Regions from separate parts of the Homo sapiens genome. Here regions 2, 3 and 4 are each linked to region 1. A link is a contact called in ENCODE Hi-C or POLR2A ChIA-PET data. All regions are on one chromosome and are shown on one strand. The core of a region is the stretch at or near the end of the contact, and the rest is flanking DNA. Distances in the headings are between cores, read along the strand shown.

The links. Hi-C counts contacts between places; a loop is a spot of excess contacts on that map. ChIA-PET counts read pairs that join two places held with the same protein, here RNA polymerase II (POLR2A). Pooled maps may share reads with other maps.
Region 2: a map of B cell shows a loop between it and region 1 (10-fold over the local background). The contact joins the promoter of PRMT9 here to the promoter of USP38-DT in region 1. A Hi-C loop is called at or near these places in 2 of 168 maps with a recorded cell type or tissue (B cell and naive thymus-derived CD4-positive, alpha-beta T cell), 1 of 37 single-sample maps with no recorded cell type and 6 of 50 pooled maps.
Region 3: a loop to region 1 is called in a pooled map, with 13 times the contacts of the local background. The contact joins the promoter of NOCT here to the promoter of USP38-DT in region 1. A Hi-C loop is called at or near these places in 8 of 50 pooled maps.
Region 4: a loop to region 1 is called in a map of naive thymus-derived CD4-positive, alpha-beta T cell, with 6 times the contacts of the local background. The contact joins the promoter of SLC10A7 here to the promoter of USP38-DT in region 1. A Hi-C loop is called at or near these places in 2 of 168 maps with a recorded cell type or tissue (both naive thymus-derived CD4-positive, alpha-beta T cell) and 11 of 50 pooled maps. POLR2A ChIA-PET finds 5 or more read pairs at or near these places in 1 of 52 experiments (GM12878).

What each region holds. Positions count from the first base shown.
Region 1 is chr4:143,183,371-143,186,355 of GRCh38, forward strand. It overlaps USP38-DT (USP38 divergent transcript), which reads right to left and starts at 1,491. Exons shown (of 4, transcript NR_185979.1): 1 at 1,138-1,491. It overlaps USP38 (ubiquitin specific peptidase 38), which reads left to right and starts at 1,547. Exons shown (of 10, transcript NM_032557.6): 1 at 1,547-2,762. The coding sequence starts at 2,081. RefSeq lists enhancers at 597-1,482, 1,483-2,367 and silencers at 1,419-1,468, 1,689-1,938.
Region 2 is chr4:147,682,613-147,685,597 of GRCh38, forward strand. PRMT9 (protein arginine methyltransferase 9) reads right to left here and starts at 1,551. Exons shown (of 12, transcript NM_138364.4): 1 at 1,187-1,551. The coding sequence starts at 1,375.
Region 3 is chr4:139,014,173-139,017,157 of GRCh38, forward strand. NOCT (nocturnin) reads left to right here and starts at 1,609. Exons shown (of 3, transcript NM_012118.4): 1 at 1,609-1,999. The coding sequence starts at 1,810. RefSeq lists enhancers at 1-1,168, 305-1,226, 1,259-1,608 and a silencer at 1,749-2,048.
Region 4 is chr4:146,520,368-146,523,352 of GRCh38, forward strand. It overlaps SLC10A7 (solute carrier family 10 member 7), which reads right to left and starts at 1,573. Exons shown (of 12, transcript NM_001029998.6): 1 at 1,251-1,573. The coding sequence starts at 1,350. RefSeq lists enhancers at 701-930, 1,371-1,440, 1,661-1,740, 1,751-2,170, 2,341-2,420.

The sequences.
Region 1 (2,985 bases), core at 241-2,740:
ATTAACAGAAAGAAGAAAATGTTATAGACAATTCAAAGTAATCTGTCAAGTTTTAAATTTACCAATATTTTTTTCTTGTCTACTTTGGAATAATCACTTCGCTGGTACTATTCAGCAATCTTCATTCGTCCTGTTAGTTTCTTAGCACAAAGATTAATTCCAAATTTCCTCCACTCCACCTCAAATCCACGATCCTTCTTAATACTTAATTCCTTCTTAATATTTTATTTTCTATATTACCTTTGTCTTCCACTGTGGCATTATTCCCAGTAAAGACAAACATCTGTGTACCTTCACCTCCTATTGGAAAAATCATTCCTGTCTCTAGCATGACTGATAGATTAATTACCTCAATTCTCTTTTATCTTCCGTATCTTCCTACGAGTCAACTTGGTCTTAAGTTCCCTTTTACTCAAGCTCCTGTCTCCTCTAAACTGCTCTTCTTAAGACTACCATAATCGACGTGTGAATATATTAGTGTAATCGTGTTTGTAACTTGGTAAAAAAACAAAACACTATTTAGCAAACTGAAGTAACAGAATTTTGTTCATTTTTCTACGGGACATTTTAAATGACCTATTTCTTTAAAGTTTTGTCTGTATTACAGGGCCTTAATGTCTAGTTTCACAACTATATTAACCAAGCCTGAAGCAGGCTACAGTTAGGCAATATTTTCCAATATAAAGACCTCTGATTAAATTCTTACTGTGAATCTTCGGAATTTGGCATGAAACAGAACAAGCATGATTGCACCTGTTCTTCCCTATTGTAAACCATCTTCGGTGTCAACATATACAATAAGTTTTGTGGTATTTCCACCTGGTTTTCTATTTTCAAAGTACCCTTGTATGACACAGGTATAAAAATATTTTGATTCTAATCTGCCATTTTCCTTACTCTCACACTTTTTTGGACGGCTTATAATTTTCGATATGGTACAAAGCTCACTAACTGGTTCTTTGCTAGAGGCCTGCTACTGATACTGATGGTCGCTAAATGCTAGGTACGCCGCCAGTATTGCTCTTACTTCAATACCGACATCGCAGGATAAAGGCAGTCACATTTAGGCGCGCAAGCGCAATTCTTGATTAATGAGCCAAGGCAGACTTCTCAATCCGAGTTTTGAGTTTTCCTTACTTTTCCCCCAAATGCTCTTTTCCTCGGATTTCACATCGATAGCACTTATTCGAGTTTTCACGAGTAACCTGACGCAGGCGGAACCGACGAAGACTAGCCGGCAAGAATCCTACAGTCGCAGCCATCTGCGCAGCGTCCGCCGGGGACGCTCCGCGCGGAAGACCGCCTGTGACTCGACACACTCTCCAGTGACGCGGCCGTCGCCGCACCTGCGCGGCGGGGCGGGAAGGAGACTCCCAGCGCCGGGGGGAAGGGAGTCTACGACTCGGGAGGGAGGTGGGGGAGCAGGGAGGGAGAGAGGGAACAAGGGAGAAGGAGAGAGGCGGACAGGCGGAGGGGCGGAGGGGCAGAGGGGCGGAGGGGCGGTCCTTCCGGAGGTTCTTAGGTCCTTCACTTCCTGTTTGCCGGCACTTCAAAATCCGGGTCAAAGGGTGTCGCTTCGGTCTCTTCTCCCCGGCTGATCCCAGCACTCTCCGTGACAGCGCCTCCTGACTCAGCCCAGGACCGGCTTCTTCTCACGACCTGCTGGAGACTGGACGCCCACACCTGACCCGGAACTCGGAGGCGTGCTTCCTCCACCCGCCGGCTAGCAGCCCCGGGCCCTGAGCTCCCGCCGACGCCGCTGGGGGGCCCGACAGGCCCCTCGGCGCTGATGCTGAGTGGGATCGAGGGCCCGGGGCGGCGGCGGAGTACGGGCCTCTGGCGCCTTAGGCCAGCCGCAGGTGTCGGTTCTTAGGCTCTCCAGGCTCGCTAGCTCCCGCCCCGGCTTGGATGGGTCTCCCTGCGCCATAAATGTGGCTGCTGAGGCGGCGGTGGCCGTGGCCCGTCGCGCTGCTGCTGCGGCGCTCCAAGTTCATCTCCGCCCCGGGGCTCTCCTGCCCCACCTCGGGGCTGCCGCCACCCGCTCCTTATCCCCTGGCCCTGGCCTTGCAGCGTGGCGACAATGGACAAGATCCTGGAGGGCCTTGTGAGTTCCTCGCATCCCCTGCCCCTCAAGCGGGTGATTGTGCGGAAGGTGGTGGAATCGGCGGAGCACTGGCTAGACGAGGCGCAGTGCGAGGCCATGTTTGACCTGACGACCCGGCTCATCCTGGAGGGCCAGGACCCTTTCCAGCGGCAGGTGGGGCACCAGGTGCTGGAGGCCTACGCACGATACCACCGGCCAGAGTTCGAGTCCTTCTTCAACAAGACCTTCGTGTTGGGCCTCCTTCATCAGGGCTACCACTCTCTGGACAGGAAGGATGTAGCCATCCTGGACTACATTCACAACGGCCTGAAGCTGATTATGAGCTGTCCGTCGGTGCTGGATCTCTTTAGCCTCCTGCAGGTAGAGGTGTTACGGATGGTGTGTGAGAGGCCGGAGCCGCAGCTCTGTGCCCGACTGAGCGACCTTCTGACCGACTTTGTGCAATGCATCCCCAAGGGGAAATTGTCCATCACGTTCTGTCAACAGCTGGTTCGAACGATAGGCCATTTCCAGTGCGTGTCCACCCAGGAAAGAGAGCTGCGGGAATATGTCTCCCAGGTGACAAAAGTGAGTAACTTGCTGCAGAACATCTGGAAGGCCGAGCCTGCCACACTACTGCCTTCCCTGCAAGAAGTTTTTGCAAGCATCTCTTCCACAGGTAAGGGTCATTATCTTTCAGAATATCTCATAAAAAATCAGTATATGTCTCTCTTGCACACACACATTCACACCATGTTTTCCTCCTGCCCTAAAAACATTCTTAAGCGAGAGCAAATCCTAATACCTCATCCCAAATTTATTCACATTCACTACCTTATTCAGGACGTCACATCGTACTTTAAAAACAGGCAGCGTTCCCATTTTAAAGGTTGAGAACGTCC
Region 2 (2,985 bases), core at 301-2,800, 4.5 Mb after region 1:
ATATACTTTTAATACCCAGTAAACATTTTTAAGAGAGGCTGCGTCCCTGTTTCACAGAAGAGGAAACTAAGAAACAAGTAACTGAGGAAAGATCACTTGAGTTGATCCATTTTTCTATTGCTGCCTACCAAGAGAAGCAAACTGTATCTCAACATATCATCTCCTCCTCAAGTAGGACAGCTGGTCCTGAAATTTACACTAAGTTTACATGAACTACAAACATCTAGACGCTACTGACATTTAGTGGGTAGAGATCAAGGATGCTGCCAAACATACTGCAATGCACAGGACACCTCCCCTCCCCCATAACAAAGAATTATCCCATTCAAAATGTCAATAGTGCTGAGGTTGACAAACCCTCAGTCTAAATGAAGCAAAGTAATTGCAATTTTAAGTTAAATCATTTTTCGTAATTTAGATTCTAAAAGTACTTCAAAAAAGAACAGCATTTCAACAGAGTAATTGTTGCAAATAATCCAATAATTGAAGTTTAAAGAACGCATCATTAAATGATAATCACTTTAGGCTAATTACACACTTTATTCAACTAGAGGCCCACTATATTCCTACTACACACAATATAACAAATCCAAAAGCCCTCAAGCCAGGGCATGCTTAAATTAGATATAAGGAGAAGAGGATCACGTGAGACCTCATTTCCAATTCGAGGGCCTTTAAAATTTTAAACGAGATGAAAGTTTTGAAACTGAGAAATGACAACATTTGACTTTTGTTGCAAAAAGCTAGCTATGTTGACACAGACTGCAGGAGAGAGCTCAGTTGAGAGCCGACTGCAACAGCCGGCAGATGACTGAAGCTCGAACCAGGGTAGTAAAGGGGAAGATGGTGAGAACTGGTAAGATTCTGGACATATTTCGAAGGTGAAGACGGCAGGATTTTCCTCTGGGCTGGTCGTAGGTGTGAATAAACGAAAGATGTCAAGGTTGAACAGTAAACATTAATAGCAAACACCCAACCAAGCACCCTAGCCCCTCCGCCTTTTTTCTTTTCTTTTTTTTTACGAGGACGTTGGATCGGCCAGCAAGTGAGAAAAAAGGGCCCTAAATATTAACAGCAACCACCCACCCAGGCACCCTAGCCCCTCCGCTTTTTTTTTTTTCTGTTTTTTTTTTTTTTTTTACGAGGACGTTGGATCTGCCAGCAAGTGAGAAAAAAGGACCCTCACCTTCACGTCGTGTTTCAGCTCCGGCGCCAGGCTGAGCACGAGGAGGTAGTGGGCATAGGCAGTGCCGAAGTCCTGGACGCCCAGACAGTGCTCTGCGCTCTGCAAGGACCGCGACACCAGCTCGTCCCGGCCGGCTGCCCCAGCGCCACCCCCGGCGTCTCGGCGGGACCTGGGCCGCGAGTTCGACATGGCAGTCACCACTTGTATGGCCAAAGGGAAGATATTTTGTAAACGTAATTAGAAAACTCTCTCGATGCTACACTTCCAGGGACCAGACAACTGCTCAAAAAACAGCACAGCAAAGTTACCCTCCGCCGCGGGTGAACTCGCCAACCCCAGCCCAGGCGGAAGCTCCGCCCCGTCCTGGCCCCGCGGGCGGCGCAGACCGTGACGCATACCCCACTATTGCGCACCTGGCCAGCGGCGCACGCTACGCGAACGTCAGCGCGCCCGACGTGGGCACGTCACTGCTGCCCATTCCCGCAGGAGCGACCACTGTGCGTGAGCATAGGAGAACGTCTGTGGCAGGACCTGTCCGGTCTTGCGCCCTTTTTTTTTCCCGGCTGAAAGCAGAGCTTTCTCTCCCTCTTGCACTCCGGGAGTGTGTGGCTTTCGACTGCAAGACCCTGTTGTACAGACCCAGGCAGCGCGAAGCGCCACCCGCTCATGAGGGACGGTCAAGCATTTGTGATGATGCTTAAGACATTTTGGATCGTGATGCACAAAATTTCAAGACCTGAAAGAACCTGGAGATAACAAAAGCATCTCAGACGTGGTAGAGGAAATGCTTTCACAGGCATTTCAAATCATTCTCACAAAACCTGGCTAGGTGGACCTTTGGATCACACTCGTCTTAATGATGGCAAACGTGGTATCTTGAGAAGTGACTTGCTGGAGGTCACACAACCAGCTAGTGGCATAGGCATGGTTCAAATCCAAGTTCTCTGACCACCTATCTGTTCAGTTATAAGATGAGCTTAGGGGTTATTTCACTGTTCGTGTCTTATCACTGTATAGTGTTTACATTAATACAAAGTTTTTCCACATTCAAGTGTGGCCTCTAAGATACAGATTCGAAACTCAAAGGGAGGGGAGCATAGTTATTACGGCTGAAAAGTTATTTTTGTCCCCATTTTCAAATTCATTAATGGATAATATCTTAAATCGAGCATTTTGCATATCACACTAATACATTTTGAGGGCTCCTCTAATTCTCAAAAACACGTCATGCATTTTTGCCTTCTCTTCTGATCCAATTATCTGAACTACCCTTTTTTCTGAGCACTCGCCTGTGTAAATCCTAATCCGTTTTTCAGGTTCCAGCTCACTACATTGTGAGCTATTCTTAATCACTTTTGTGACCTTTGCACCTAGCGGATTATGATGCAAAGTAAGGACTTTGATTTTTTCTTCTTTCTTTTCTTTCTTTTCTTTTTTTTCTTTTTTTTTTTTTTTTTTTTTTTTTTTTTTTTGAGACAGAGCCTCACTCTGTCGCCAGGCTGGAGTGCAGTGGTGCGATCTCGGCTCACTGCAACCTCTACCTCCCAAGTTCAAGCGATTCTCCTGCCTCAGCCTTCCGAGTAGCTGGGATTACAGGCATGCACCACCACGCCCGGGTAATTTTGTCTTTTTAGTAGAGACAGGGTTTCTCCATGTTGGTCAGGCTGGTCTCAAGCTCCTGACCTCAGGTGATCCGCCCGCCTCAGCCCCCCAAAGTGCTGGGATTACAGGCATGAGCCACTGCACCAGGCCAATTATTTGCATTTTTTCGTGGTTTATCTATAACTTCAAGATTTTCT
Region 3 (2,985 bases), core at 359-2,858, 4.2 Mb before region 1:
GTCCCTATACCCATATATACCCACTACCTAGATTCAAAATCAACATTTTGCTATATTTGCAAAACACTTTTCATAGGCTAATTTTATTATCACCTTTTTAAAAAAATTCTTTTTACAAGTACTGCTCCTTGTGGAGCAGGACTACTCGATAGACAGTGTGCCCAGAGTAGCTTATTATCATTTTTTATTTCACCTAATGACTAAGGTATGATTCTATGTTTTATAGATAAGGAAACTGAAACTGAGGCTTTAATGACTTCCAAGGAGCTTGTCTGCCAGAAGTTGTAATCAACTTGTGCCAGCTGATCTGTCCACACCCTCTATCCACAGGTGTTAGATATGTAACCTAGGTCTGAAAAATATTTAGAATATTCTTGTGATGAAAAGCTTGCAATTCCACAACACAGGGGAATCAGCAAAATCATGGGAAAACCAATAGAATACATTTCTAACTCATGAATCATTCAGAGAAAAATCCAGTCTTGGGTTTTCCCTCCCCCTCATCCCATTTCTATTCCTGATTAGTCATCATTTCCTGCCCAGCCTGTCTGAGATGTTTCTTCCATCCTTTCTTTTCCAGTAACAGTAACCTGGTGCGGGTCTACAGTATCTGTTATCTCAGCTGATTTCCTTTCTGCCTTTTCATGAACCAGAGACATGTGATTTCCAATTAAAGCACAGCCCTGACCATGTCTTTGCTCAGCTTACAAAACGTCAACGGCTCGCAGCTATCCACCGAATTAAGCCTACTATAATCCCCTTCCTTCCACACTACAACCTATCCACGCATCTGTCCTCTTACTCCTTAGCTTCCATCTTACATGACTAAGAGTTGTTTCCCCAAATACACCCTTATTTACTTTTTTCATTTATAACTCACCACCACCCCCTCCAAAGTTTCACGTGGGTAAATTCTAGACCTCCACGTCATAGGCCAACTCAAATGCCAATCCTTCTAATGAACCTTCTAGAGAGCCCGGGCCTGTTGTCATCTCTATAGCCAATCTTTGGCATCTTGTGGCAATAATCTCATTCTACCTTGTAGAGCTTTCTGGTCTGACTTCCCTTGCCACCTTCTGCTCCCTTTGCCTAAGTATAACACTTTTGAGGAAAAGAACGCTGTTTTAATCATCGTCGCCTCGCCCACAGGCGGTGCTTTATTGTGCTTAATATCGTTTAACGCATCACACACTGCCGAGGGGGTCGGAGGCGGACGCCTTTTGCTGTATCCACACAGACCCGCGCAGGCACACACGTAGGCCGTCTGCCACTCTGACAGACACGTGTCCCCTGGGCCACAGCCCTGGAACTGTCTCGGGATTCCCAGCCTGTGGGCGCTTCCATGCTGGCCAGCGGAAGGGGACGCTTTTTTCTTCAGAACAGCTCCAACGGATACCTCTTATTTTAGACCGCCTGCGGATTCTATCTATAAATCAGCCTAAGCCCCGCTTCCTTTTAAAACAGGATTACGCCGGGTCGAGGGAGCCTGGCGTGGCCGCGCAGTGGCCGGGTCCCGCGGATTCCCCTCCAGCTCCCGCTTGGTAGCGCCCGCTTTGTCAGCGCGCAGCGCTCGCCGGGCGCCCTGCAGGTCTCGCCAGGTCTCACAGCAGACGGTGCCGACGCAGCGGTGTTGCACCTCCCTCTCCGGCTCTGCTGCCCGGGATTTCCCCAGAACCTGCGCCGCGCGAGAAGGAGCCTGGGAGCATCCGCCCACACTGCCCGGACAGTCGGCTCGACTCGGTGCCCTCGGCCCCAGCCGGGCTCCGCTCCTCGGGCGCGCGAGGGGCCGTGGTGGCGGCGGCGCCCGGCATGTTTCATAGTCCGCGGCGGCTCTGCTCGGCCCTGCTGCAGAGGGACGCGCCCGGCCTGCGCCGCCTGCCCGCCCCAGGGCTGCGCCGCCCGTTGTCCCCGCCGGCTGCTGTTCCCAGGCCCGCATCCCCCCGGCTGCTGGCGGCGGCCTCGGCGGCCTCGGGCGCCGCGAGGTCGTGTTCCCGAACAGGTGAGTGCACCCCAGTTCCGGGCGGAGAACGCCACGGCCGCCAACGCGCGGCCGCCACCTGGAGACCGCGCGGAATGAATGAGAAGCCCGGGGCTGCCGGTCGTGGAGTCTGGCCTGAAAGTGGGTCCTTTACCGGAGCAACCTTCTGCGTTCCCTTTTTCCTCTTTCCCTGTTCCCCGACTTGCCTGGGGCTTGCATCAAAGCTAGTAAGAACTGGGAGACTGTATTCAGGTTCCCGCTTGACCCTTAGAGGCCATGCTTTCAGAATTTCTTGTTCTTGACCGTTAAATTTCCCCCTTCCGAGGCCGCGAGTTACTATGTTGGTTACATTTTTTATTGCACGACTTAACGGAAATTTTTATGGAAAAAAAAATCTAAATGATGCTTATTTGCTTATATAGCTTTCATGGTCTAGATATTAAGTTTTTTTTTTAAGTCGTGATAATAACACATTGATTCGTTTTACGTTGTTTTTTTTTTTTTTTTTTTTTTTTTTTTTTGAGATGGAGTCTCACTGTGTCACCCAGGCTGGAGTCCAGTGGCACGATATCGGCTTACCGCAACCTCCCGCTCCCGGGTTCAAGCGATTCTCCTGCCTCAGCCTCCCGAGTAGCTGGGATTACAGGCGCCAGTCACCACGCCTAGCTAACTTTTGTATATTTAGTAGAGACGGGGGTTTCACCATTTTGGCCAGGCTGGTCTTGAACTCCTGACCTCGTGATCCACCCGCCTCAGCCTCCCAGAGTGCTGGGATCACAGGCGTGAGCCACCGCGCTCGGCCATTTTACGTTTCTTTGGATTTTTTTTTTTTGGAGGCTTCCACTCTTTATAGTTAACATCATTTTTTGTCCTGTGTATCTAAGATCTTGTAAAAGTGAGGCCTTAGTTTCACCAAGAGCTGTTTTCATACATCATAATAACTACCCTGAGTTTTCCTTTTTTGCTACCTCTGTTTCTGCCTGGGCACACATTACCATGGCCACAAA
Region 4 (2,985 bases), core at 323-2,822, 3.3 Mb after region 1:
GGAGAAACCACCAGGAATAACTGCTTTATTCTCACAGTTACATATTCTACACATTTTGTTCTAAGTTGAATACAGAAGAACAAAATTTTAAAACAAACAATCCTTCATCTCCACAATTTTGGTTTAAATAATTCCTTTTAAAATGTTCCCGGAAGCTACTTCTAAACAGAGTAATGGGGTGGAGGTTAAGGGGAGAAGGGACCACTGCTGTTCTCCTAAGAGATCATTTCATTCACTTCCATCATGTTTTAACAAAAAGATAAAAATAACTTCAAATATCCTCCTGAGCGCTTCCTACTATGAAATATTGTGCCTGTTCACCTCTATCCTTATTTGCTCCGGTTGCATGAGTTAGGTATTAAACCTGTCAATAAGCTTGGAAACTGACAAACAAGGTCAAAAAGACAAGCGAATTGAATAAATTCAATTAATGTTTATGAAAAGTAGTACAAGATTGTCTAAAGGTGTTGGGGGGGGCATAAAAAACTAATATTTCTAATGTTCCCACCAGTGCCCATCATCTCCTGTACAAAGCTCCCACTATTCAGAGATCTAAGTATGCTTTCAGTCCATCCACATTTCCTTGCCAAAACACACACTACACTACACTACACATAGTCTAACAGTCTGTATCTGTTAGACTGCTAGTATAGCAACTGAATCCCGGCAGCACACGGAAGTATGCTGTAATGAAGTGTCCTGTAATCAAAGAGTGCAACGTGTCAGTCGGCTTGGGAGTTTCTGGAGCACCAGCAACTACAGCAAATCATCACTCTCCAACATGTGGGCCATAAAATCTGAGTTGGGGGCGGAGGTGTCCCTTTTCTTGTTTTTCCTCCACTTTTTTTTTTAATGTGGGGGCGGGGAGGACTCGAAAGTAGACTCGATAATGAGGTCCACTCCAAGATAGATACGGAACTCTTAGCAACCTAGATTCCCTTGGGATAGGATGCTACTTTGAAGGCAAGAGGAGTAAGTTTCATTCTCTGTAACCTCACTTCTTGACACTCAGGATAGTCATTGTTTGTCTACGGAAAAGGCTACCTGCCCTCAAATTCCTTTGCCTCGTTCCTAATTACAAGTTCCCTCTGGGGTTGGTAAATTAGAAAATCAGCAAAAGGGCCAAAGGCTGGTCAGTGCCCCCTGAAATTGGCAAGCGCTTGCAATGAGGGTTGCCCCACCTTTCCAAGACTCACAAATTAGTTCTGAAGTGGGAGCCGCGGTGGAGCCGGCAGAGGTGCAGCACTTACCCCCATTCACCCCTATGGACGGCTCCAGTTTAGCTCCAGCGATCGCCAGCACTATTCCGACCATGAACCAGTCTTTCCTCATTCTCTCCAGCAGCCTCATATTTGTTAGGGTGGGTGGGTTTTGTTTATTTGTTTGGCTTTTTTTCTTTTCAAGCTCCGATCACCTAATCCTTGGAGCGTCTCCACACTTTCCTTGGTCCCTCCAGACATGCAGCAGAGCAAGTCAAATTGCCGATTGTAAAGTAAAGACCTGGGGGTTGCTCCGGCGGCTTTGAGGAGGGTTGGGAGTAGTAGTAGCCAGTGACAGGAAAGTCTCACTGAGCGCCGCCATCACTACCACGCGCCTCAGAATACACGCGCACAAACGCCCCCAGCGCCTCTGGCCGCGGGCTCGCAGGTGCAGATGCTTTGAAATGAAGAACTCGGACCAGGCCGACAACGTGGGCGATCCGGCAAGGGAGGCTGGCCGCCGGATGGGGCTGACAAGCGCACCGCTGTCGAGACCTGCGGAACCTTCTGAATGACGAGGGGTCGGGGAGAGCGTCGTAAGGCGCCACAGCCAGCAAGCCTCACTGACTGTCCTTTTCTAACAAACCTTTAGGCACAGCCACCCACCCTTCTGGAGCATATCTCCATGGAGAGCCTCTCTTTTGCTGTGCCATGACTCCGCGGGCAGGGCTGACGTGTGCTTGGGGCAAGGGATTTCTCCGTTGAAGCTGCGGCAGCGGGGTGCAAGTTTGGAGACGCGCTTCTTCGGGACATTACGGCGCTTCCACGACGCTAGCGCTGACGTATGCGCGGGGGGGAGGGGAGGCCACTCTGGATCTCCGAGTTCCCAGCCTGAGCTGCCGGAGTTAGAGGTGTCCGCGCGGGAAAGTGGCTCGCTGGTGGGCGGGGAGCCTTATCTCTGGCGGTGGGTTGAAAATCCGGCGCCGGGCAGATGCCCACGTTCGCTGGACCCCTGCTTGCCGGCGTCCGCTACAACCCAAGGAAGGTGGGCCCGACCTCGCCAGGTCGCTCGCCTGCGGGTGGGCATTTGGTCCGGATCCCCTTCCCTCTGCGGCCCACACCTGTCTCCGGGACTGGGGAGGGCTGCAGGGATCGGGGCAGATCTGCCTTTGCGGGCCGAGAGTGACAGCTGAAGTCTCCCCACCAACTAAGCTACTCGCGGGCGGAGTGGGGTCTGCGCTGGCAAGCCCCTGGGCGCGCGGGTGCCCGCTCTGGCTCGCCCCCAGGGCTGACCTACCCAAGCCACAGGAAAACTCTGGGAAGAGGGTCGCGGATTCCAACGCGGAAGTGGTGGGGGATTGAGTCTGAGAGGTTGGGGAGTCCTACCTTCCATTGCCACGAGTGCTAGTTCTATCTGCCAGTTTCTTCCTTGAAATGTCTTGTGGCAACCAGTGACATTGATGGTTTCATGAATGGACTTCCTACCGGTAGACCCTGCAAGAGCATGAACTCCACTGTATCATTCATCCAAATGAAGAAAGAAAGAAAATAGTATGTGATATTTTGAAATAACCTGGCATCTGCCACTTAAATGGTTAAAAATAGAACTTAAGGTTTGGAAGAGATTGTTTCGTGATGACAGACTTTAATTCTGAATTTATTCAAAGCTGGAAAGACACTCGTCGTGTCATTTCCTCTATTTAATTTAGCTTTATCTTGATGGCAAGACTTCCAGAAACTAAGCCACTTTAAGAGTTGTGCTCCCAGTTGTAGGTTACACAGTACC